Linked DNA regions of Homo sapiens: all the other regions are linked to region 5. A link is a contact called in ENCODE Hi-C or POLR2A ChIA-PET data. All regions are on one chromosome and are shown on one strand. The core of a region is the stretch at or near the end of the contact, and the rest is flanking DNA. Distances in the headings are between cores, read along the strand shown.

Region 1 (2,879 bases), core at 58-2,557, 520 kb before region 5:
CAATCCCAGCTACTCAGAAGGCTGAGGCAGGAGAATCGCTTGAACCTGGGAGGCGGAGGTTGCAGTGAGCCAAGATCGTGCCATTGTACTCCAGCTTGGGCAACAAGAGCAAAACTCCCTCTCAAAAAAACAAAAAAGTTAGCCAGGCATGGCGGTGTATGCCTGTAGTCCCAGCTACTCAGAAGGCGAGGTGGGAGGACTGCTTGAACCCAGGAGTTCGAGGTTACAGTAAGCTATGATTGCACCACTACACTCCAGCTTGGGCCACAGAGTGAATCCTTGTCTCTTAAATTTAAAAAAAGAAAAAAAAAGGCCTAGTAGAGTTATTTACCTTCTCTTCCAGGAGTTCTCTGAGATGGATTAGACTTCTTAGTAATCTGGTAAAAAGGTCCTGTTGGGCTTACATGGTTACATGGCAAATATAGCCAGTGTTTTCTTCTGTGTCTTAGTCATGCCTCCTATTATGCCAATTATGTTATATTGTATTACACATACATATAATAATATACAAAAGTGGTAACAAATAAAATAGGAAACGTACCACAATTCCCAGGGCCTTCAATATATTAAGTTTGCACATAGGACAGGTACAATGTTCACTAAGCCAGGGATCCACGCAGGATTTGTGGAAAACATGCCTATAAAATAATGGAGAATTATGTCACAAGTTACATACCAAGAAACTTATTAGGCCAAAATGGAAAGAAAGGGAATTTTTAGTTAAGTTTTCTTTTCCCCCTTTCAGGACATATTTTAAGCCCCAAGAGACAAATATTGGGAATTTATTAAAATATAACTTGCAGAAAATCTCCTGAGCCCAACCTCATATGTACAACACCGTGTAAGAACTGCTAAGTAGGATTTGGTTGTTTGGGCCTTTTATTTTACCAAATTCCAAAAAGGACTAATGGAAACTTAGAAAATTTATTAAGAATGAAAATAATCACACCTTATAAACCAGTTATGCTTTCTACAATAGCTAACATAGAAAAATGGAGTTTCAAAAAGATACTAAATCATGGCTAAGTGAAGAGTTCTCTGTATAGTGATTAGTTTTTTGGCACCCTGATTGAATGTCATTTAAAACATCATTTTTAAAAACTTCTAAGCAACTTATGTTGAATGTTTATAAAAGCTACAGGGAAGCTGAAACTATTTTAAGGGGTAAACTGTGCCTAGATTCAAGTAACACTCAGCAATTTTCAGCTGAAATGTTAACGGGGGAGGATGGGAGATTTTCTCTCTTATTCAGGCAAGTAGAAAGTCACAGTCTTGTGACTGGAAATAAGTCAGTCATACAGGGTTTTGCATTCTTAAAAAAAGGAACTTGTGCCCTCCGGAAGAGCTGCAGAAATTACTTCTCAAGCTCTAGCACCCGGCCCAGCAGCCTTCTGAAGCTCTAGAGTCCTGGCCAAACAGGGAGAAGGTGGGTGCCAGGACAGACGTTCAGGGCAGCTTTGGAAGAAACACTAATCTGAGTTTGGGATAAGATAAAAGAAATTTTTGTTTGTTTGTTTTTGAGACGGAGTCTTGCTCTGTCGCCCAGGCTGAAGTGCAGTCGTGCAATCTCTGCTCACTGCAAGCTCCGCCTCCCGGGTTCACACCATTCTCCTGCCTTAGCCTCACAAGCAGCTGGGACTACAGCAGCCCGCCACCACGCCCAGCCAATTTTTTGTATTTTTAGTAGAGACGGGGTTTCACCATGTTAGCCAGGATGGTTTCCATCTCCTGACCTCGTGATCCGCCCGCCTCGGCCTCCCAAAGTGCTGGGATGACAGGCGTGAGCCACCACACCCGGCCAAGATAAAAGAAATTTTTAAGTAAGATGCCAAATTGAATCATGGTATATACCTTTACAACTTTGATTGTCAATTTCTAAGTTAATGTTATTTACAGCTGTTTAAAAATGCAGTTTTGATTTATAAAAAGAGGTCTAGAGAACTCAGTTTCTACTGGGATCTGGAACAAACATTCATGCTTACAACTTTGGCCTGAACAATATACACACACGTCTGCCTATCACTGTTTGATGGCCTTATACTCACTTCTTTGGGGACAAGAGTAAAGATCTTGAAGAATGAATTTATCAATCTAGTCTTAAATTCACAGACAATGAAATAACCAGAACCATCACCCCTGAAGGCATTTATTTAAACCTTAAAGCTTTTACTTAAGGGCTGGAAACCCACCAATCCATAGGTAAGCCCCAGATACATTCAGTACACCTAAGGCGTTATGTCTTGTTACTCGTAGCCTCTGTGTGTGGAGTGGTTCCTTACTCCAGGGTGTCCCCAGGGCCAGCTGGACTTTCCAGCAGGGGTCAAGTGCACTAATGCTGGCTACTGACCAACAAAGACCACAACAGGCTTAACCCTTTTGGGGCATACAAACTCCCTTAGATCTGATAGAAGTTACAGAACCTCCCTCTGAAAAGTCACGGGGACGCAAATGCCTAGTACCTTGCATACATTTTCAGGAGGAGTACGGACCTATGCACTGGGTTAGCGCTAGGGTGGGGTGGCCGGGAAGGTGCTGCAGGTCAGGCCTACACAGGGTGGACGATGGGACTTGGCTGACTGACAGGTAATGGAAGACATATGATGCTGTGACCTCTGATCAAGGCTCTGGTGCAGGAATGGGAGGCATCCCGCTGGGGGTCGGGGGAGGCCTAGGTGCCTTGACTTCTGATCAGGGCTCTGGTGCAGGAGTGAGAGGTATCCAGATGAGGGTGGGGGGTGGCTGGGCTTGCTGAACTGTTGGTGGGGACCTGGTAAAGCCGCAGCACCACCTGGGGGGATGGAGGTGCGGCTCTGGTGCTCCCTACTGGGGCCAGATTTTGCTTTGCCCTTTTCTTATTGTTCCGTCTTTCTTTTCTCTTA
Region 2 (3,102 bases), core at 539-3,038, 750 kb after region 5:
CTCACTTCTGCCCAGATTCTTCCCAAGGCCCCAGAGCTAAGTGAGCAGCTACTTGCGTTGTGAGATCCCAGAGGCGCAGGGTTCCATCCCAGGAGCCTGAGAGGGCAAACTGGCCATCTGAGGAGATAACCACATCACTAACAAAGTGGGAGTGACCCCGCAGAGCACGCTGTGGAATTCCATAGTTGGTCTCATCCCTGGTCAGTTTCCACATGATGATGGTCTTATCTAAAGGAGGTAAAACAGAAGAAAAATCAGTGAGGAACCCGCAGCCCGTTTAACACACTGGATAATTCACTAAGTGTCAAGGTCATGAGTGGGTTAACAACAACTAAGGACGCTTAAGGAGGGATGGAAACAACAGACAAGAGCAGTTACAGACCAGGACTGAGTGGCTCTATTCCAGACTAAAAACGCACGTAGAGGTAAACTGTACCCTGATAACTTTTTTTTTTCTTGAGATGGAGTCTCGCTCTGTCGCCCAGGCTGGAGTGCAGTGGCATGATCTCGGCTCACTCCAAACTCCACCTCCCGTGTTCAAGCAATTCTCCCGCCTCAGCCTCCCAAGTAGCTGGGATTACTTGGCCAGCTGGCACCTGCCAGCACGTCTGGCTAATTTTTTAACTAGAGATGCGGTTTCACCATTGGCCAGGCTAGTCTCTAACTCCTGATCTCAAGTGATCCACTCGCCTCTGCCTTCCAAAGTGCTGGGATTATAGGCGTGAGCCACCGCGCCCAGCCTGTATCCTGAGAACTTAATTTAGGTGCCAGAAATACAGACACCCTTTCCTGAAACTCAGACGAACTCAACAGCCACTTTGTGTCTTCTCTGCAACCAAATGCACAGCAGTTTGTGGCTGTAGAGTAGCTGGGGCCTCCTATGCCTACCTCTGAGGGCCGACAGAAATGTAGTAATGAATGCTGGAAAAGCCACTTCAGGCGCTACAGGATTGGATGCTTTTACTGAAACCTGTCCCACTCAACAAATTTTACGATTAACAGCCAGACATGATTCAAAAGTCAGACAATTCTTAACAGTGTAGCAGCAAAGCGGAAGCACAAGAAGCGTCTAAACGCAGTCAGGAACACAGGGATAGGGACGGGGAGAACCAGGGGCAGAAAAAGTAGGCCGACACTTGAGCCACGAGGTCCTCTGGAGTCCACCTGCCTCCCCACGAGCCTTGGGCCGGGCGGCAGCTCAGAAACAGCCTCTGGATTTCAGCACCGACACTCAGATGGCATGTTGGGGTCATCACCGCCCCGCCCGGCCCGTAGGCCCCCGGCCACACTACGAAGGAGAAGGCAAAAGATATTTTAAAAGTTTCCAACTCTCCAACCCTCCTAGCAGCTGCGAGCTGATGTACACGTAGGTTCTCATCTGCAATGTGGTTCGCCCGGGTTGAGGCCTAGGCTCGGGTCCGCACGCCCCAATTCACAATGGGGCAGAGAAGTCTGTCAGTCCCCGCCAACTCGCGCGCCACCGGCCTGCCACACCACACGCGGAATTCCCTACACGACACGCGGAATCCCCCAGCCCTGCAATCTCGGGTCCTGAAATCTACCTTAGTCCGTACCTCGAGAGGCGGAGAGGATCATGTCCGGGAACTGCGGGGTAGTAGCGATCTGGGTTACCCAGCCGTTGTGGCCCTTGAGGGTGCCACGAAGGGTCATCTGCTCAGTCATGGCGGCGGCGAGAGCGTGTGTCGCTGCAGCGACGAGGATGGCACTGGATGGCTTAGAGAAACTAGCACCACAACCTCTCCTGCCGCCGCCTTGCAGTGAAAGAGAGAGAGAAAAGCCCCCCGCCGGAACCGGAAATACCCGCTCGACCATGCAAAATGGCGAGCCCCATGATACATTTCTGCTCAAGATGGCGGCGCCATGTAATGCAAAAGGCAGAGGGAAATTGCAAGGCATCACAGTCCCGTCTTCCGTACAACAAAATCTGACTGCACTTTACAAATACACTCTGAAACAAGCACATTCAAGTGTTTAAAAAGGCTTCTCAGGGATGATGTAGAGCGAGAAGCGAAAGAGGTGAAGTGTACGGCACATTCCCATGAGGACCGCCGGGCTGCTTCCCCGCCCCTATGTGGCATAGCTCGAGCTCCGCCTGTTCCACTTGGTGCGGGGAGGGTTGACGGGGCAACCCCAGGGGAGCTTAATTTTCATTTCACTATCGTGGGTAACGATGGGCAATTTAAAAAGTAGAGTATTAAAATGTTAAAAATAAACTTTAAAACTGTGCTTCCGGAGGGTGTTCTCCCCTCACGAGGTTTTTGTTCTGATGCACACCAACTCCGGAAGGACTTAGTCCAGGCTGGACTAAGGCAGGAGAGGGTTACTCTGGATGAACTAAGAATTGGTCTCTTTTTCCCGGGCGCGGTGGCTCATGCCTGTAATCCTACCACTTTGAGAGGCCGAGGCGGGTGGATCACTTAAGGTCAGGAGTTCAAGACTAGCCTGGCCAACATGATGCAACCTCTTTCCAAATAAATAAATAAAAAAAATTAAAATTAGCCAGGCGTGGTGGGGGGTGCCTGTAATCCCAGTTACTCGGGAGGCTGAGGCAGGAGAATCCCTTGAACCTGAGAGGCGGAGGTTGCAGTGAACCGAGATCGCGCCACTGCACTCCAGCCTGGGCAGCAGAGCGAGACTCCGACTCAAATAAATAAATACATACATACAATAAAATAATAAAGTAAAAATTGCCCTGTGTGTTGCTAGACTGCCAATCCGTTCCTGCCTAGGCCAGAACACGGGAAGCTCTCGCAGAAACGGAAATGCCCAAAGGAGGACCTTAAGGTTCTGACTTCTGGGGACATCTAGTGGAAAGCTCTCTCTGGGCCCAGCCAGCGTACACAAAAGCCCAGGGGTCTGGGGGTCCAACTGTGCCCTGAAGGACGTGCCCAGACAGGGAAGCGGTGGAACACGGATACCTAACTGTCCTTCTGCCTTCCGCTCGACCGCAGGAATTTAAATAAGTAATGGCTCCCATTCTCACCCATCTCTGACTATAAGAGACAGTGTTGGCACCATGTCTATTCAAGTAGTTTTAAACAGGGGCACAGATCAGGATGATAGCAGCCACCAACATCTATG
Region 3 (3,113 bases), core at 580-3,079, 870 kb before region 5:
CCTGAAAGGGGATCAGTGTTACCAAGCTAAAATGCTCCAAGTTGCACAGCTGAAGCCAAACCCAGTGTTGCCCCCTGCAAGGCGGCTTCCAGCGTACTTGGTTCTTGTTTTACAGGTCGCTTTCCGTTACCAACGCTAAATTCAGATAGTAAGTCAATACTACAAACGTCTTGCCAAAAGCTGTTAATTTCATCCAAATAGAATTTTAATCAGTCTAATTTCTTTTTCCCAGTCTAATAATAGGAACAAGGACATTCTGATAGAAAATATTCAGGAAACCTATGTACTGCAAAAACACTTCCCTGGGCTTCAGTGTCTTCAACTGTATAGTGAGCCAGATTAAGAACTAGATAAGAAAACACTCTTCAATTATCAAATCTTGATTAGGAAAACTGAAATTAAGACGTGACATTTTAACTTTCCGAAGAATGCTCCTTTTTAAGAAAACACCAAAACTGGAAACAAGAGGTTACACTTCAAGATATTGCAAAACATTACTATTATTTGTCTAATCACTCGGCCATTTTCTCAAGATTGAGGAGGAAATCCCACCTATGCCAATTTATCCTTTCGAAAAAAGACACCCGGGCCAGGCGCGGTGGCTCACGCCTGTAATCCCAGCATTTTGGGAAACCGAGGTGGGCGGATCACTTGAGGTCAGATGTTCGAGACCAGCCTGGCCAAAATAGTGAAACCCCGTCTCTACTAAAAATACAAAAATTAGCCGGGCGTGGCGGTGCGCGCCTCTAGTCCCAGACACTCGGGAGACTGAGGCAGGAGAATCGCTTGAACCCAGGAGGCGGAGGTTGCAGTGAGCCGAGAACGCGCCACTGCACTCCAGCTTGGGTGACAGAGACTCCAACTCAAAAGAAAAAGAAAAAAAGACACCCATAAAAGAAAAGCTGGTGTTCAAAGATAGGTAAAGAAAACAAAGTCTGCCAAACCTGCCGCACTCCCCCAAGGGCCAGGAGGACGGGCGGGGCTTTCGAAATTTCCATTGCGTAACAGCGGGCCGCCGGGCGCGAGCAGCACAGCGGTGAGTGTAGTCGCCCGCGCCTCGCCAGGGGGCGCCCCGGGTCCCACCCGGCCCGGCCCGGCCCGGCCCGCCCCGCCCCGCCCCGCCCCAGCCCGGCCGCCCGCCAGCCCGCCCGCCCCGGCCTCGAACTCGAACTCCCGCGTCCTAGTTCTAACTCACCAGAAAAAAACCTCTGCACTTCATCGGCCGAGCAAGACCAGGGCAAGCCCCGGACCTTCACCACGAATCCCTCTCCACCTTCCGTGCCCAACATCATCGTCTCTTACGCGGTCCGGCGTCGAAACAAACTGCAAAGCGGGGAGGACCAGAACTGAGAGCGCCAATTAAGCTGTCCTTCGCCTCCGAGGCGCGCCCGGGCCCGCACCGCCCCCCCACGGAGCAAAAACCGGGCGGATGCACCCACCCCGGCGACTCCAACACCTCCTCGTCCGGCGACCGGACCCCCAAAGCTGTCCTGAGCAACAGCTGTCGGCGCCCCGAACCGTGGGGGCCCGGGCCGAGAGCCAGCGTAGAGGAAAGGAAATGGCGGCGGCCGCTTCCGCTCCGCCTCCTCCGACTTCTCACACAATAGAGTCGGCGCGGCCTGCAGGCCTCAGCGGCGGTGCCGAGATTCAGCGAACCACTCGCGGCTCTCGACGGCAGCCTGCAGCTCGCCAAGGTCCCCGTGGCCCTCCCAGAGATATGGGGACAAACAATCCTCGCAAAAACGGTACCCACCGTGGTCGCTGAACTGCAAGCGAGGACCCACCGCGACTCACCTAGACACGCGACTTCTGCGTGGCTAAGACGAAATGGCCAGCGGGCGCCTGCGCAACCTAAATAAGGTCCCTTGTGCGAGTTCTGCGCACGCGCAGCCAGCTGCCCGCACCGCCCCGTTGCGTCACAAAGAGCTCTGGCGCATGCGTAATTTCAAGAGCCAGCCCACCTCCCGCCGGCGGATTATTACACGCTTGGGTTTTGGGCTCAGCACCCCCACCCATAAACCCGCCGGGCTTTTTGTTGCGCCTGCGCCTTCCCGCGAATATTGAACTTCGGAGTCCTAGCGGTTTATAATTATTTCATGCGCATGCGTCTTCCTTGAAACCGTTCTCTAGCCTTACCCGCCAGCGTGGGGGAGGGGAATGGCGGCCGCCTGTTCCCTATGGGACTGTATAGGAGTCCCGAGCTCTGGGTTGTGATGAGGTGGGCGTCTTTCTACCCCTTGCCCCCAGGCTCTTACCGGCGCGCTCCTGGCCGACCTGAAAGGAGGGGCGCGGCCTTCAGGCGTTCCCACTCCCCGCGCCGCCTGTCTTCCCTTTATCCCCAAACCGGCCGAAGCTGGTCAGCTGCAGATTGTCGAACGTCCTGGGAGCTGCGGGGCTGCGGACGTCCCGCGCCCGAAGCCACCCGTATGGTGCCTGGGGCACGTCCCAGCCCTGTGTGCCTCCACTTCCCCTTACCTGCCGTCGTCGGGCCTAGGGCCCCGGTCGGCGCGAGGTTTCCGTGCCTGTGGCTCGCGCCTGTACCCAGCTTTTGCCTAACGAATTCGCACCCTGTGTACCCCTTGACCCGCCTAACGGTCGGCAGGCCTTGACTGCCCTGGGGCCCTGGCACGAGGAGGGATCGCGAGCGCGGGCTCCACGGGTGCGCGCCGGCCTCTGCGCTCGGTAGGTTACCGCTGCATCTCCCAGAGCAGAATTGGTAAGAGTGCGTCCATTCACCAGGCGTAGACGCTGCATTCGAGGAGGCCCCCGGGTCACCCCATGTGCACACATGCTGCGAGATGACTAATGTTCGTGGTTTCTAGCAGCACTGCCCAAAACCTAAGATGCCGTAGCCTCCCAGGCCTCCCCATGTCTGATTTGGCTGCCTTCCTCACCCCAGCTTTAGTGGACACAGACAATACACAAATTAACAATAAGGTAGTGCTGGACCCTGCCGCAGAGCTACCTTAGCTAGTGCAAGCCTGAGTGCCACCCTGGGAAGATGCGGACAAAGCATGTTTCCAACCCCAGTGCCACAGAGTCCGAATCCAGTTTTGACAGGTTTGAGAAAAAGTAGAGAGGACATCAAAAGAAAGACAGGAGCCCAGAGCTAA
Region 4 (3,236 bases), core at 489-2,988, 700 kb after region 5:
CTCACCCAGATCCCACCTGATTCAGCCAGGTGACCCGTGAGTGTACGGGAGCGGCTGTAACGCCCAGACTCTGAGAGCCCCCGAGTGCGAGGCCTGAGGTTCATCCACCTGTCTCTTCGATGATTATGGGGACCGCCTGCCAACACCCCCACACACAAGCAGACGCACGCACCCTGGGAGTCCACGGCTTTCGTCGGGAGGGTATCTGTAGTTAAGCCGTCAGGTAGCTCGCCACTGGTCCCCGTGACCCGACTTCTACAGTGGGGTGATCTTCCTGTGGGGCAGGCGTTTCGGGGTCCACGAGTCCGAGGAGCCCCGGGAGCGCTAGTGCCCGAACGTGCTGGCAGGCTCCTGGCCTCTCCCGAGCGAATCCATCCCGGTCTTGACCCACGGTCTCGGCTCTTTGGACCGGAGCAGGCATGGGTGAGAGAGGGAAGCGCATACCTCCCGGCCGGAGCCGCAGACCCCGCTCGCTCCTCCACGCCTCCCAGTCAAGGCAGTCACCCCTCCGGTCTCTACCCAGGTGGCCCCGAGCGATTTTCTCTTCTCTGGTTCACCGGACAGGGATTCCGTTTTCGAACCTTGAGCTACCCTGGAGTGGTCCCGGTATAAGCCGCGGCCCCACCTGGGACGGGGACTCGCTCAGAGCTTTTTTGAGGTTCCCTCCGGCTGGAGAGAGGGCGCCTGCGACAGGGGAGTGTACGGCGGGACCCAGCGCCGCCTCCACCTGTGCCCAGGCCTCCAAAGTGCGCGGTGCGGGGAAGACGGAGGCGGGAGCCGTCCCGAGACCCCCAGGGGGCCAGTCCTGCACCTGGGCAGCGCCCCCACTGTTCACTGAGGACTTGGGCTCACTTTCTACACTTCCGTTAACAGCAAGAATAAATCAGTCAGAAGGCCAGCATACCTTAGTTATATATTTTGTCTAAAATAAACTAAAATTTTGTTTTAGGCTGAAAGCGAATGTGACAGGTAGAGCCGTTACTCCCGGGTCATGAATGTGGCCGTCTGCGCTTTTCCGTGTTAACTCCACAGGAAGAAATCAGACCTTGCAGCACGGAGGCGGCGGGGACCCGAAGGCCGAGGGCGCGCAGCCGCCAAGCGCAGAGCCGCAGACCAGAGCCTCAGCGCGCGCGTCGGGGAACGCCGCAAACAAACGCATGGCGGGAAGGGGCGCGGTAGTGCCATCGTCTCCCCCTGGAGAGAGGGAAGGAGACACGAGGGCGAGTCCCTAGCTGGAGTGGGAAGACCGGAGAGAAGCGGAAAGACGCTCCCGGGGAGCGCGCAGAAGGAAGTGAGCGGGGTCGTGGGGAGAGGGCGCGCGGGGCCCAGGGAACCCGTGATGGAAAAGGAAGCCCGCAGTGGGTCTGACTCTTCAAGAGATAAGGAAGTGGTAGGAAAGTAGCCTTGCGCGGTGGGTATCTTAGAGGCAAAAAGAAAGTGACTCCGCCAGGCTCTGGCCTCCCAGGAAGGCGGAAGTAGGCTTGCCTATCTTCCACTTTTCTATCTTTAAGGAAAGAATAGGAAAAGACGGAAGCAGGCCCCAGCGAGATTTGAACTCGCGACCCTGGTTTACAAGACCAGTGCTCTAACCCCTGAGCTATGGAGCCGGCTGTTGGTTTCCTTTTGACACAAAAGCAGTTGACGCTGTCGCCGGCGCCGCGCAGCCGCAGTCCGCTGAACCCTCGGCCGAGTTCTGTGGCTGCTGGACCCAAGCTCCTCCCACGGCCGCAGCCATCTTGCCCGTGCGTCCGTGGCACGGAACGGCCGTTAGTCCCGGCAGAGGGCTCCGCGAAGACAGTGCCGTCGTTGGGCGCGCGCGCGGGCGGGAGCTGTCGGGGCGGGGCGGCACCGCCGAGCTCCGAGCTGTGAGGACCGCCCCGGGCCTTGGGCGGGGCGGGGGCCAGGGAAGGGCGTGCGCAGGATTGGGGAGCACGTTTTGCGTCTTGCTGTGCGTGAGGAAGCGGGGATCCAGGTCAAGGCTATGGAAAGGTCAGGGAAGGGTGTCAGTGCGCCCGTCCTGCAGGGAGTCCAGATCCGAGAGGTTAGGGCGGGACCTGGGGCGAGCTGGGCGGTGGGGGAACAGTGGGGTCATCAGGAGGTGGAGGCCCAGCGGGAGTGTGGCGGGGGAGGCGGGGAATCAGGAGGGCCAGGTGTTTGGAGGCGCTGGGGTGGGAAGGGTCCAGGCGAGGTTGCGGGTGGGTGCCAGCCCCGTCTCACATTTGGATGAAGTAGGAAAAGGCAGCTTTTAGGGTACACCCTGACATGTTCTGTCAGGGCCCTTAAAGGGCCCACGGGCCGGAGGAGAGGGGAAAAGGATGAGGGCTCAGCCTGGCAAAGGACAGAAAGTGGTGGGTGTAGGAGGTGGACCTTGGTCTGGTGGCCTAGCCTGCCCTGTGCTCCCTGCAATGCCGGGTGACTTGGGTCACTGGGCGGCCAGGCCAGAGGTGGGCCTCTAGGTGCCCCCCATTCTGGATGCTGAGGGTCCCTGTGAGGGTCTGGCGGCAGAGGCCTGCGCTTATGGGTCAGCAGCTAGGACTGATGGGTTGAATAAGAAGGGCCCAAGTTAGGCCAGTTGTTCTCACAGACCCAGAGGTCCCTAGAGTTTATGATGCCCAGAGTCTAGGAGAGGGAAATGCACACACATGCCCTCGAGGACACCAGCATCCTGACATCCAAGTTACTGTACTGCCCTGGTTAGCAAGAAAGAACATCTGTTCCCTTCTCTATGCAATTGTTACAGTAACTGTTGTTACATTTCTTAAGATACATAGCTATATATGTAGTCACTCTGCAAACACACACACTCTGATAGACACACGATTGCACTCATGGACACAAAAACGGAAAATAAACATGCGGACAGCTACTCCCAGTCCCCAGACCTGACCCTCATGTGACACCTTCACCAGACATGGTACTTTCTGGGACCTGTAATGTGTGTTGTGATGCCCAGCACATTTGTTGGATGGTACAAAGGGAATTATGATACTTAATCAAAAAGCCATACAAGCCAGATAACATTAAGGCTTAACGGTAACAATAGGTGATTCAGTTAGGAAATTAATGTTAGAGATCGGTTTTCCTTGTGGAAATCAGTGGTATTCAAATGCCTGAATTGGCTACCCGGTTTTAGAGCTGCTCTCCATGTATGAGCAGGACATAGGATTCACTCTCTGGAATGCTTCTGTAGGCAGGACTTTGAAATGACCCTGTCCTCAGCCTGGAGGATGCGGTAT
Region 5 (2,891 bases), core at 119-2,618:
AGGTTCAAATGATTCTCCTGCCTGCCTCAGCCTCCCGAGTAGCTGGGATTACAGGTGCAAGCCACCAGACCTGGCTAATTTTTTGTACTTTTAGTAGGGACGAAGTTTCGCCATGTTGGTCAGGCTGTTTTCCAACTCCGGACCTCAGGTGATCTGCCCCCCTCGGCCTCCCAAAGTGCTGGGATTACAGGCGTGAGCCACCGCGCCCGACCAATATACCTCCAATATTAAGTCTGTTGGGTGTTATTCTTGCCCCTAGACTGTGAGCTTACTCAGGGCTGGGTGGGGTCTGATTCATCTCTGTGCCCTGACCATCAGTCAACTAATATTTCTTGATGTAAGCATCATGAATCAGCCCAGTCATTTCTCTGCTGACCTTCAAACACCAGAGTTTGCCCTGAACACCTTTTGATCTTGGAGCACAGCAGCTGCTGTCCGTTACCCAGGCTAGGACCCCAGCACCAAAACTGTCCATTAATGTAATGGAATGAATTACCATTAATAGGCTGAAGTGGTATGTTAACTTACTCTTCTTTGTATAATTGAGGAAGGAATAATATTCGACTGTTCACGATTGAATGTCTTGTCTTTAGGCAGATCAAGATACTGGCTCCGGTCAAATACTGTGTTTCGACGTGATTGACAGGCGAAGGCTTAAGGAAAAGGAAGAGGAGAAAAAAAGGGGAGGACGATCAAGGAAAAGAGGAGATAAAAGTGGACAACCCAGCCGGGCGCGGTGGCTCACGCCTGCCATCCCAGCACTTTGGGAGGCGGAGGTGGGCGGATCACGAGGTCAGGAGATGGAGACCATCCTGGCTAACACGGTGAAACCCCGTCTCTACTAAAAATACAAAAAATGAGCCGGGCGCGGTGGCGGGCGCCTGTAGTCCCAGCTACTCGGGAGGCTGAGGCAGGAGAATGGTGTGAACCCGGGAGGCGGAGCTTGCAGTGAGCCAAGATCGCCCCACTGCACTCTGGCCTGGGTGAAAGAGCAAGACACCGTCTCAAAAAACAAAAAAAAAGTGGACAACCTGGGGCGGAAAAAGAAGTAGATGAAAAATGGAGGAGCGCTAAGGAGAGGAGAAAACAGAAGTGCCAAGGCAGGAAAGGAGCGAGGAGAGCGGGAACAGAAGGAGACGAAGGATGGACGGAGAGGAAGGGATGGAGGGCGGCAGGCAGGGAGGCAGGGCCCGCAGCGCGCCGGGCCGGTCCACCGCTCTCCAGCGCGGGGGTAAGGGGGCGGGGCCTGGGCAGCTGCGTGCCGGGAGCGACCCCCGCACCGAAGGGCGGATGGTTGTGCCCGGCGACGGCGCCCAATGAGCGGCCAGGATGTTGGAGCGCCGGCGGCGGTCCGGGCGCTCGCTGGCTGAGGGACGGCGGCCGCCGCCATGATGCTTGTTTGCTTTCAATGAAAACGAGGGGGGCGCGGAGGAGGAGGCGGCGGCGTCGGTGGCGGCGGCGACGGCGGCGCGGAGGCGAAGGCAGCGGCGGGCGCAGCGAGGAGGGCGAGGCCGGGGGCCGAGAGGGCGGGAGGGCGTAGTGGCGGCCCGTCGGGGCGGCTGAGGCGGGCAGCCGAAGCAGTGGCTCTCGGAGGGGGAACAAAGAGCAGCGACTAAGGCGGCAGAGGAGCGGCGGCGGTGGCGGCGCTGCAGCAGCGGGCGGGACTGGTATGGTGGTTCCACAGGGCAGACCCCGCTGCACTCACAGGGAGGAGGAGGCGGCAGCGGCGGAGGAAGGCGGCGCACCCCGAGAGGTGAGCGAGGCAGGCCGGAGGCCCGGTCGGGGCGCCGCTCCTCTCTCCGGCCGCGCACGGACCGCCCCCCGTCGGCCGGGCTCGGTCGCGGGCAACTTTCGTTTCGTGGGCGGCGGTCCCGCTGCTCCGCAAGCTGGCGGCTGTTGGGGGCCCCTTCGACGCGCCGCGATCGCGCCCCGCCCCGGGCCGCGCCCCCGGGCCGAGTCCCTGGGAGGGGGGCGTTGATTGACGGCGGCGGCGGCGGCGCGCAGAGGGGAGAGGGTCGGCGCTGGGCTCCCGGATCCCGGCCGGTCCCGGCTGCCGTCGTCGGAGGAGGCGAGTCCGTGTCCCGGGACTCGTGGCCAAGATGGGTGGCAACTTTTGAGAAGCGCCTCTGTGGGTGGCGCGCTGTGTGGAGTGTGGAGCTTCGCGCTCCGTGGCCACAATTACTGTCAAGCGGGAAACCAACTGCTTACCCCCTCCCCTAAAATGTTTTTAAAATTCAGTTTAACGCAGATTTTGAGGGAGAGGACGGGGTGGATTACAGGTTAAAGAAGCACTTGGCATGCAATGAGGATGCTTATTTTATAGTATTGCGAAGGATTCGGAGATTGTACTGGTTTCTACAAGCAGTTTTCTCTGGTAACCCAAATTGCATCCCTCCTTTTTGTTTTTCAGCACTAATCGCTATTTTCTTTGGAAACTTCCTTTGATTCTTTACCTCCTTCACCTTCCCCGAAGAGCCTGCTAACCAACACCTGTGGCCTTCTGTTTTTAACTGTTGTTGCCATTGACAGCGTTGTGAATGGTCATCTCGCTCGAGCTCTTTGGATTTGTTGTTACTGTGTAAGCTGATGTGTTTTAGATAATCTGCTTCAATTTGAGTTCCCATACTTACCTGTTTTCCAGGTGGATTGTCTCATTGTTAGTGCTGAATCTTCTTGCCTACTTGTATCTGGGAATTTAACTTTGAAGAGGAAGAGAGTGAATATGAATAACTGAAAAATAAAATGGTGTGTAGTAGCACTTTGTATTTTTTACAATATACTAGAATTTACTACTCTAGAACAGATTAGTAGGCTGTAGGAGTGGACGTGGGCCATTGATCAAAAGGGTTTAAAGGCTTTTTTGGGGAATTGCTGTTAAGACATTTATCACA
Region 6 (3,001 bases), core at 465-2,964, 670 kb after region 5:
TTGGGAGGCCAAGGCCAAGGTGGGAGGATTGCTTGAGCTCAGCAGTTGGAGACCAACCTGGGCAACATGGTGAAACCCCATCTCTACAAAAAGTACAAAAATCAGCCGGGCGTGGTTACTTGGGAGGCTGAGTTCCTTGGGAGGCTGAGGCGGAAGGATTGCTTGAGCTTAGGAGGCTGAGGCTGCAATGACCCATGATCATGCCACTGCACTCCAGCCTGGGCCACAGAGCAGAAGCCTGTCTCGAAAATAAATAAGTAAATAAATAAATAAACAAAAAATAAAAAGAAAACATGTGAAAGCACAGGAGAGTAAAAGAAGCAAGAATCTTGCCAGGGGACATGGGAGTTTTTGTTACTTGCTTCACTTTTGTGTATGCCTGACATTTTTTATAATTAACAGTTTAAAATGCTCAAGGCCAGTTTTTTTTTTGCCAACTACCTTACCAAATCCTTTCCCATCAAGTTGTCTGTTCATTTTATTGGGTGATTTTGGGGCATAGATGTGACAAATCTTCATTGCAATCAGTTAGGTCAATGTTTTGTGTGTGTGTGTGAATATAAAAAATTGCTTGAAGCCAGGCATGGTGGCTCATTCCTATAATCCCAGCTGATAATGGGGAGGCCAAGGTGGGAGGATCACTTGAGCCCGGGAGTCTGACGCTGCAGTGTCACTGCACCCCAGCCAGGGCAACTCAGAGAGATCCTATCTCTACAGATTAGAAATGTTCCATTTCAGCTGGACAGGGTTTCTCATGTCTGTAATCCCAGCACTTTGGGAAGCCAAGGCAGGAGGATCACTTGAGCCCAGGAGTTTGAGACCAGCCTGGGCAACATAGCGAAACCCCATCTCTAGAACAATTAAAAATAAAACATGAATTTTAAATTTAAAAATTGCTCTACACCTCCATTTGGAAAGACTGTGTATGTGTTTGTGTCACGTATGAAAGCTAAGCTGGCATCTCCATAACCACGGGGCTCAGATCTGTCCTGATCACGTTGAGCCCCATAGCCTGACCCTGGAGGAATGAGTATCTGCTGTTGTGAATGAGGCCAGCACCCTTCCCCACCCAGGAAAACCAACGGCCACAGGAGGGCAGCAGAGAGCCACGATCCCAACCAGAGGAGAAAGCACAGACAGCATGGGGCAGGTGCAGGCGCTTATGTTTGTTTATTGGTTTGTTTTCTTTTTTATTTAAGTGACCTGTGCCATCGTATTGGGCTGAAATAGCCAGGGATGTGGCCATACAGACAGATCTAGTGTAGGTGAAAAAGAGAGCGGAGTGGGGTCCAGACTATTCCAGCCTCCCTCCTGCTGCCCTTGGCAAGGCTGCCAGCCTCTCTGTGCCTCGGTGTCCTCATCTGTCACATGGGGATAATAACAGTATGGACTGCAGGGGGCTGGCAACAGTAAAGAGAGTGAGGTGCGTGGCGGCAGCACAGGTCGGCCCAGGAGGACCCCGTGGGAGCTCCTACTGACTGCGGAGAAGATCAGCAGAGGCCCCGCTGAGGACGGCCTGGGGGAGGTGCAGGGAAGGGGCTCATGGGAGGGTGGTGGGGAACACCTGCAGGCAGAGGATGGGTGTGATTGTGGGGACCTCAAAAGCCACACCCAGAGCCAGGGGGTGCTGCAGGGCAGAGGCTGCAGCGGGGAAGTGCCCATGGCCCGAGGTCCCTGTGGGCGAGGCCCTCCTCTCTAACCCACAGCCATCCCCCAGGCCCAACTTTCAGGGGTGTGGGAGGTCTGCCTGTCTCCCGAAGACCCACTGTGGTCACTAACAGACTGGGACGTACATGAGGGTGACCCAGGCAGGCAGGTCTGGGCCTCCCTGGAGCTGGCAACCGTGCTCCCATCATCCCTGTCCCAGGGCCTGTGTGGTCCTGAGCTGACACCCGAGGGTGACACCCCACACTCCACACATGGCAGAGTGAAATAATAGCACCCTGGCCATGGTAGCGCACGCTCACAGCCCCTCCAGCACAGAAATGCAGGGAGCAGGGGGCAGCGTCGGGGGTGGCCAAGGCTTTGGCCTGTGGCAGGCCCTGAGCTCAGAAGGATGCAGGGGCTTTGCCCAAACCCACACTAGGTGCAGGGCCGGGGAGGCTGTTTCAGGAGGCGAAGGAAGGGCCCCGGGCGGTGAGGGGAGAGGCTGGTTCCGAAAGTGTGGGCGACGCAGCCAGAGCCTGATGACTGAAGAGTGAGCAGGCGGTGGGGCTTCCTAGGAGGCAGTGAGGAGAGGCAGCCCAGACCCAGTGAGATCACACCTAGGATGTCCCCAAGAAACCCCCAGGGCTGGGGCCAGGTCGTGCATCGTCATTGGGGGTGGGGCCAGGACGAGCATCGTCACTGGGGGTGGGGCCAGGACGAGCATCGTCACTGGGGGTGGGGCCAGGACGAGCATCGTCACTGGGGGTGGGGCCAGGACGAGCATCGTCACTGGGGGTGGGGCCAGGACGAGCATCGTCACTGGGGGTGGGGCCAGGACGAGCATCGTCGTTGGGGGTGGGGCCAGGACGAGCATCGTCGTTGGGGGTGGGGCCAGGACGAGCATCGTCGTTGGGGGTGGGGCCAGGACGAGCATCGTCGTTGGGGGTGGGGCCAGGACGAGCATCGTCGTTGGGGGTGGGGCCAGGACGAGCATCGTCGTTGGGGGTGGGGCCAGGACGAGCATCGTCGTTGGGGGTGGGGCCAGGACGAGCATCGTCGTTGGGGGTGGGGCCAGGACGAGCATCGTCGTTGGGGGTGGGGCCAGGACGAGCATCGTCGTTGGGGGTGGGGCCAGGACGAGCATCGTCACTGGGGGTGGGGCCAGGACGAGCATCGTCATTGGGGGTGGGGCCAGGACGAGCATCGTCATTGGGGATGGGCAGCCATGTGGATGAGCCGAGAGATTCCAGTGGGGAAAAAGGAGACGAGGCCGAGATTGATGATCTAGAGGCGCCCGCAGCCTCACAGACCCAGGTGCCCTGGCAAGCACAGCCCTGCTCACACAGCAGACATG
Region 7 (3,300 bases), core at 221-2,720, 770 kb after region 5:
GTAGTGGTCCGCTTCCAGTGACCGTCATATTATCTGTTCAGCTTCCTCTGGGGAAGCCAATCTGCCCCAATCTTCATGGTTTTGTGTCTCCTTTTTTACCCATATGACCATCTCTCTCCACCGTGTCTCCCTCATCAAATAAAGAGAAGTTTAGCAACTAAGTACCTGAGGAGGTGGGAAAGGAATGCTACTCATTCCTCAGCTCTCCTAGTTACCTTTCCACTCCCTTCATCCCCCCACATTCCCTCATTTCTCTCACCTGGTACTCCTGCACCACCTCCTCCAAAGGCAGCACGCTGTGCTGTTTGTGGCTCCTGGATTCTCGGCACACCACACAGATGGCCTCTTTGTCCACCTCACAGAAGAGTTTCAGGGCTTCCTGGTGTTTAAAGCACATGCCCTGATCATTACTCCGGTTTCCCCGATAAGGAGTGGGGCACATCTGGCGAATTATCTGGACCATGTTGGCCAGCTGCAAGTTGGGACGAAAGCTGCGACGTGTAAAGCTCTTTCGGCACTGGGGGCAGGTGAACTGCCCTGGAAGGGGCAAGGAAGGAGGCGGGTGGATGTCAGGATACAGCTCTTCATCTTCGTCCTCATCGTATGCTTCCAGTATTTCTTCTTCTCGGTAGACATCAATTCTCAGGTCAGGTCTCAAGCCTCCTAGGTAATAGTCCTGATCTTCCTCTTCTTCTTCTTCCTCCTCGTCCCACATATAGTCTACGTTGTCCCAATTAGTTATACCACTGTCACCGAGCCAGAGTTCATCGTCATCTTGGTCTTGGAACAACTCTTCGTCAGCATTCCCCCGATACAACACCTCTCGAATGGAGCCGTCCCATCCATCCATGGCCCCCACCGCTTCCTCGTCCTCCTCCTCCTCCCATTCATCTTCCTCCTCGTTCTGGTCCTCCTCGTCCTCCTTACTCCACAGCTGGGTCACACACCCTCGGCAGAAGTTGTGCCCACAGCTGATGGACACGGGGTCCTTGAAGTAATCCAAGCAGATGGCACACACCGCTTCCTCCTGAAGGGTCTGCATGGGGCTGGGAGTAGTGGCATAACCAGCCATCTTAATGCCCGCCGGCAGGTGTAGATACGTCAGCTTGGAGCTGAGGAGCGGGGACGCGCCTGCAGGCCTGCCTCCAAACTACTCTGGTGACCCGAGGCTGTCCTCAACCTTGCTCTTCTTCCTCGGGGCCGCAGGGGAGCTTTGACCCCCTCTCTCAGGGTGCGAACGCCCAGATCCAGACTCACAGCCTCTCTCTGGGATCGGTGGGGACAGAGCAGGCTGCAGCCCCCAGCTGCTCGGTCCTGTCACGTCTCTCGCTACCCTCAGGGTGTGCCCTACACTGCGGCGTCCGCCTCAGATGCAGCCGCTGGCTACCCTGCCCGAGGCGACGCAAAATGACGTCTCGCTCCTGCACACGCTCTGGAGAGACGCTCTAGGCCGGCGGAGGACCACGTCTCTATGGTGTGCCGGGGGCCGCGCGGGCCGGGAGTTGGGTGGGCTGGGGGACAGGCGCGCCCGCGCCGCCCGCTCCAGCTGGGCTAGTGCTGCACATTCCGGCCAGCCCCTCCTCAAGACCCCATTCCCAAGCCCCTTCTCAGCTCCCTCGGGCCGGCAGAGCGGCTCTGATCAGGTCAGCGGCGGACGCCGGGAAGAGGCCCGGCTTGGGAGAGGTGGTTTGGTGGGTTGGCTGGTTCTAGATGGTGGGGGGGTCAACACTTGAGGGGGACTGGGTCTCCGAGCCGTTGTCCAGCCTGAGCCGGAGCCCCAGGAAGGTTAGAGGGAAGGGGGATAAATCTCTCCGGAAGCCCCGCCCGGGCCGGGGCCGAGTTGGTCCGCGGCGGTGGGGAAGCCTGGGACACCACCCTGGTGCTGTCGCCCGTCCCGCCGTCCGCGCTTGGGGTGCCTTTGTGGGGATCCGGGCGCCGCACAGCTGGGAGGGCCTGCCGCCCGGGAGGCTCGGATCCGGGGCGCCCAGTGCCCCCCGCTGCCTTCCGTGAGCCGTCGGGCCCCAGCTCCACGTAGGCCTCAGACCCAGCCCTGTTTCTGCTTGCGGGGCCGCGGCTGCGCAGTATTGCGGCGTCTGCCAGCAAAGCTGCGCCCCGGTCGTGGGTCCCCTGAGGGGGCCGGGGCTCAAGTTCCCTTCGGTGCTGCCGCCTGCGTCGGGCCAGGGTTCCGAGTTCCAGCCCTGAGCTCTGTGAGCTCGGCCGGGAGGGGGCTGGATTTGGGACCACACTTCCTCACCGCCGTGGTTTAGACTTAGTTTGAGAGCGGCTGGCCCCTCCTTCCTGTCCCGGTGTCCTCCGCTGTCTGTTATGCCCTTCACTCCTCCCTGGGGAGGGAGGGCTGGGGGCGCTGTCTGGGTCTGTTTTCCACCCCAGCGGGGCCCTAGGGCAGTGTCATTTAGACTCCACTCTGTCACCTTTCCTGGAGAGGGGACCTGATCCAGGGCTGAGAGGTTTTTTTTTTTTTTTTTTTTTTTGAGATGGAGTCTGGCTGTTGCCCAGGATGCAGTGCAGTGGCGCGATCTCGGCTCACTGCAAGCTCCGCCTCCCAGGTTCACGCCACTCTCCTGCCTCAGCCTCCCGAGTAGCTGGGACTACAGGCGCCCGCCACCACGCCCGGCTAATTTTTTTTTTTTTGTATTTTTAGTAGAAACGGGGTTTCACCCTGTTAGCCAGGATGGTCTCGATTTCCTGACCTCGTGATCCGCCCACCTCGGCCTCCCAAAGTGCGGGCTGAGAGATCTTACAGTGGGAGGGGGAATCAGGCCCTGGGGAAAGGCTTCTCAGGGGTTGTCTCCTTCTGTCTTCTGTCTCTGCAGGTAGGGATAGAACCAGGTCAGGCCTGGATTTGTAGTCCCAGAGAACAGAGGATGGAGATGGGGGCTGGACGCAGCTCAGAGGGGCTGGTGCTCATGGGCTCTGTGTATGCCTTCTCCTGTGGCCTGGTTCTGTGTACAGATGTTCTACCCCAGTGCTGAGGGCCAAGACACCCTCTTGGCCTTGGTGCTGGGGGCATCCTGGGGCAAGGAGTGTAGGCAGAACTCCTCAACATTGGAGATTTGGGGAAATTGTGTCCCCTCCCTTTTAGACTCCTGTAGCCCCCTGCAGTGGCACGATCTGGGCCCACAGCAATCTCCACCTCCTGGGCTCAAGCAGTCCTCCCACTTCAGCTTCTGGAATAGCTGGGAACACAGGCATGCACCACCACTCCAGGCTAATTTCTTTATTTTTTTATAGAGACAGGGTTTCGTCATGTTGCCCAGGCTAAAGTGCCGTGGCTATTTA

Evidence for each region. Hi-C counts contacts between places; a loop is a spot of excess contacts on that map. ChIA-PET counts read pairs that join two places held with the same protein, here RNA polymerase II (POLR2A). Pooled maps may share reads with other maps.
Region 1: a loop to region 5 is called in a pooled map, with 2.8 times the contacts of the local background. The contact joins the enhancer-like site here to the promoter of CNOT6 in region 5. A Hi-C loop is called at or near these places in 1 of 50 pooled maps. POLR2A ChIA-PET finds 5 or more read pairs at or near these places in 2 of 52 experiments (IMR-90 and activated CD4-positive, alpha-beta T cell).
Region 2: a map of CD14-positive monocyte shows a loop between it and region 5 (7-fold over the local background). The contact joins the promoter of RACK1 here to the promoter of CNOT6 in region 5. A Hi-C loop is called at or near these places in 3 of 168 maps with a recorded cell type or tissue (CD14-positive monocyte, CD4-positive, alpha-beta T cell and ascending aorta) and 10 of 50 pooled maps.
Region 3: a loop to region 5 is called in a map of naive thymus-derived CD4-positive, alpha-beta T cell, with 10 times the contacts of the local background. The contact joins the promoter of HNRNPH1 here to the promoter of CNOT6 in region 5. A Hi-C loop is called at or near these places in 1 of 168 maps with a recorded cell type or tissue (naive thymus-derived CD4-positive, alpha-beta T cell), 1 of 37 single-sample maps with no recorded cell type and 7 of 50 pooled maps. POLR2A ChIA-PET finds 5 or more read pairs at or near these places in 3 of 52 experiments (AG04449, H1 and activated CD4-positive, alpha-beta T cell).
Region 4: a map of endothelial cell of umbilical vein shows a loop between it and region 5 (3-fold over the local background). The contact joins the promoter of TRIM7-AS2 here to the promoter of CNOT6 in region 5. A Hi-C loop is called at or near these places in 1 of 168 maps with a recorded cell type or tissue (endothelial cell of umbilical vein), 1 of 37 single-sample maps with no recorded cell type and 16 of 50 pooled maps. POLR2A ChIA-PET finds 5 or more read pairs at or near these places in 1 of 52 experiments (MCF 10A).
Region 6: a map of CD4-positive, alpha-beta T cell shows a loop between it and region 5 (3-fold over the local background). The contact joins the enhancer-like site here to the promoter of CNOT6 in region 5. A Hi-C loop is called at or near these places in 1 of 168 maps with a recorded cell type or tissue (CD4-positive, alpha-beta T cell) and 9 of 50 pooled maps.
Region 7: a map of gastrocnemius medialis shows a loop between it and region 5 (7-fold over the local background). The contact joins the promoter of TRIM52-AS1 here to the promoter of CNOT6 in region 5. A Hi-C loop is called at or near these places in 3 of 168 maps with a recorded cell type or tissue (CD4-positive, alpha-beta T cell, gastrocnemius medialis and naive thymus-derived CD4-positive, alpha-beta T cell), 2 of 37 single-sample maps with no recorded cell type and 12 of 50 pooled maps. POLR2A ChIA-PET finds 5 or more read pairs at or near these places in 2 of 52 experiments (BJ and activated CD4-positive, alpha-beta T cell).

What each region holds. Positions count from the first base shown.
Region 1 is chr5:179,969,869-179,972,747 of GRCh38, forward strand. It overlaps RNF130 (ring finger protein 130), which reads right to left. Exons shown (of 9, transcript NM_018434.6): 6 at 542-638. Among named protein-coding and RNA genes, the nearest start is that of MIR340, 44 kb to the right of the region's middle. Within about 2 kb of position 1,308, at least 11 of the 41 ENCODE cell types and tissues checked have a DNase peak (open chromatin) inside an H3K27ac peak, as active enhancers do.
Region 2 is chr5:181,242,118-181,245,219 of GRCh38, forward strand. RACK1 (receptor for activated C kinase 1) reads right to left here and starts at 1,789. Exons shown (of 8, transcript NM_006098.5): 1 at 1,575-1,789; 2 at 57-228. The coding sequence starts at 1,683. It overlaps SNORD95 (small nucleolar RNA, C/D box 95), which reads right to left and starts at 1,259; the gene lies at 1,197-1,259. RefSeq lists enhancers at 1,584-1,643, 1,744-1,883, 1,964-2,033.
Region 3 is chr5:179,621,842-179,624,954 of GRCh38, forward strand. It overlaps HNRNPH1 (heterogeneous nuclear ribonucleoprotein H1), which reads right to left and starts at 1,830. Exons shown (of 14, transcript NM_001257293.2): 1 at 1,754-1,830; 2 at 1,196-1,323. The coding sequence starts at 1,292. All of the region lies in intron 4 of LOC128966623 (a long non-coding RNA gene), which reads left to right. RefSeq lists enhancers at 1,602-1,771, 1,827-2,121, 1,871-2,656, 2,657-3,113.
Region 4 is chr5:181,190,152-181,193,387 of GRCh38, forward strand. It overlaps TRIM7-AS2 (TRIM7 antisense RNA 2), which reads left to right and starts at 1,739. Exons shown (of 2, transcript NR_183285.1): 1 at 1,739-1,989. LINC01962 (long intergenic non-protein coding RNA 1962) reads right to left here and starts at 1,757. Exons shown (of 2, transcript NR_108031.1): 1 at 1,591-1,757; 2 at 895-1,194. TRT-TGT6-1 (tRNA-Thr (anticodon TGT) 6-1) reads right to left here and starts at 1,607; the gene lies at 1,536-1,607. RefSeq lists silencers at 736-865, 1,486-1,565, 1,746-2,085 and an enhancer at 1,546-1,725.
Region 5 is chr5:180,493,011-180,495,901 of GRCh38, forward strand. It overlaps CNOT6 (CCR4-NOT transcription complex subunit 6), which reads left to right and starts at 1,369. Exons shown (of 12, transcript NM_001370472.1): 1 at 1,369-1,753. RefSeq lists silencers at 1,109-1,308, 1,439-1,578, 1,749-1,848, 1,879-2,138.
Region 6 is chr5:181,158,382-181,161,382 of GRCh38, forward strand. OR2V2 (olfactory receptor family 2 subfamily V member 2) reads left to right here. Exons shown (of 2, transcript NM_206880.2): 2 at 1-904. Among named protein-coding and RNA genes, the nearest start is that of TRV-AAC1-2, 4.3 kb to the right of the region's middle. RefSeq lists enhancers at 1,069-1,825, 1,826-2,581, 2,002-2,181, 2,756-3,001. Within about 2 kb of position 1,715, at least 21 of the 41 ENCODE cell types and tissues checked have a DNase peak (open chromatin) inside an H3K27ac peak, as active enhancers do; they include CD4-positive, alpha-beta T cell, where a contact is called at or near this core.
Region 7 is chr5:181,259,742-181,263,041 of GRCh38, forward strand. It overlaps TRIM52-AS1 (TRIM52 antisense RNA 1), which reads left to right and starts at 1,471. Exons shown (of 3, transcript NR_102762.1): 1 at 1,471-1,643. It overlaps TRIM52 (tripartite motif containing 52), which reads right to left and starts at 1,402. Exons shown (of 2, transcript NM_001346048.2): 1 at 260-1,402. The coding sequence starts at 1,072. RefSeq lists enhancers at 1,103-1,152, 1,333-1,382 and silencers at 1,523-1,672, 1,783-2,032.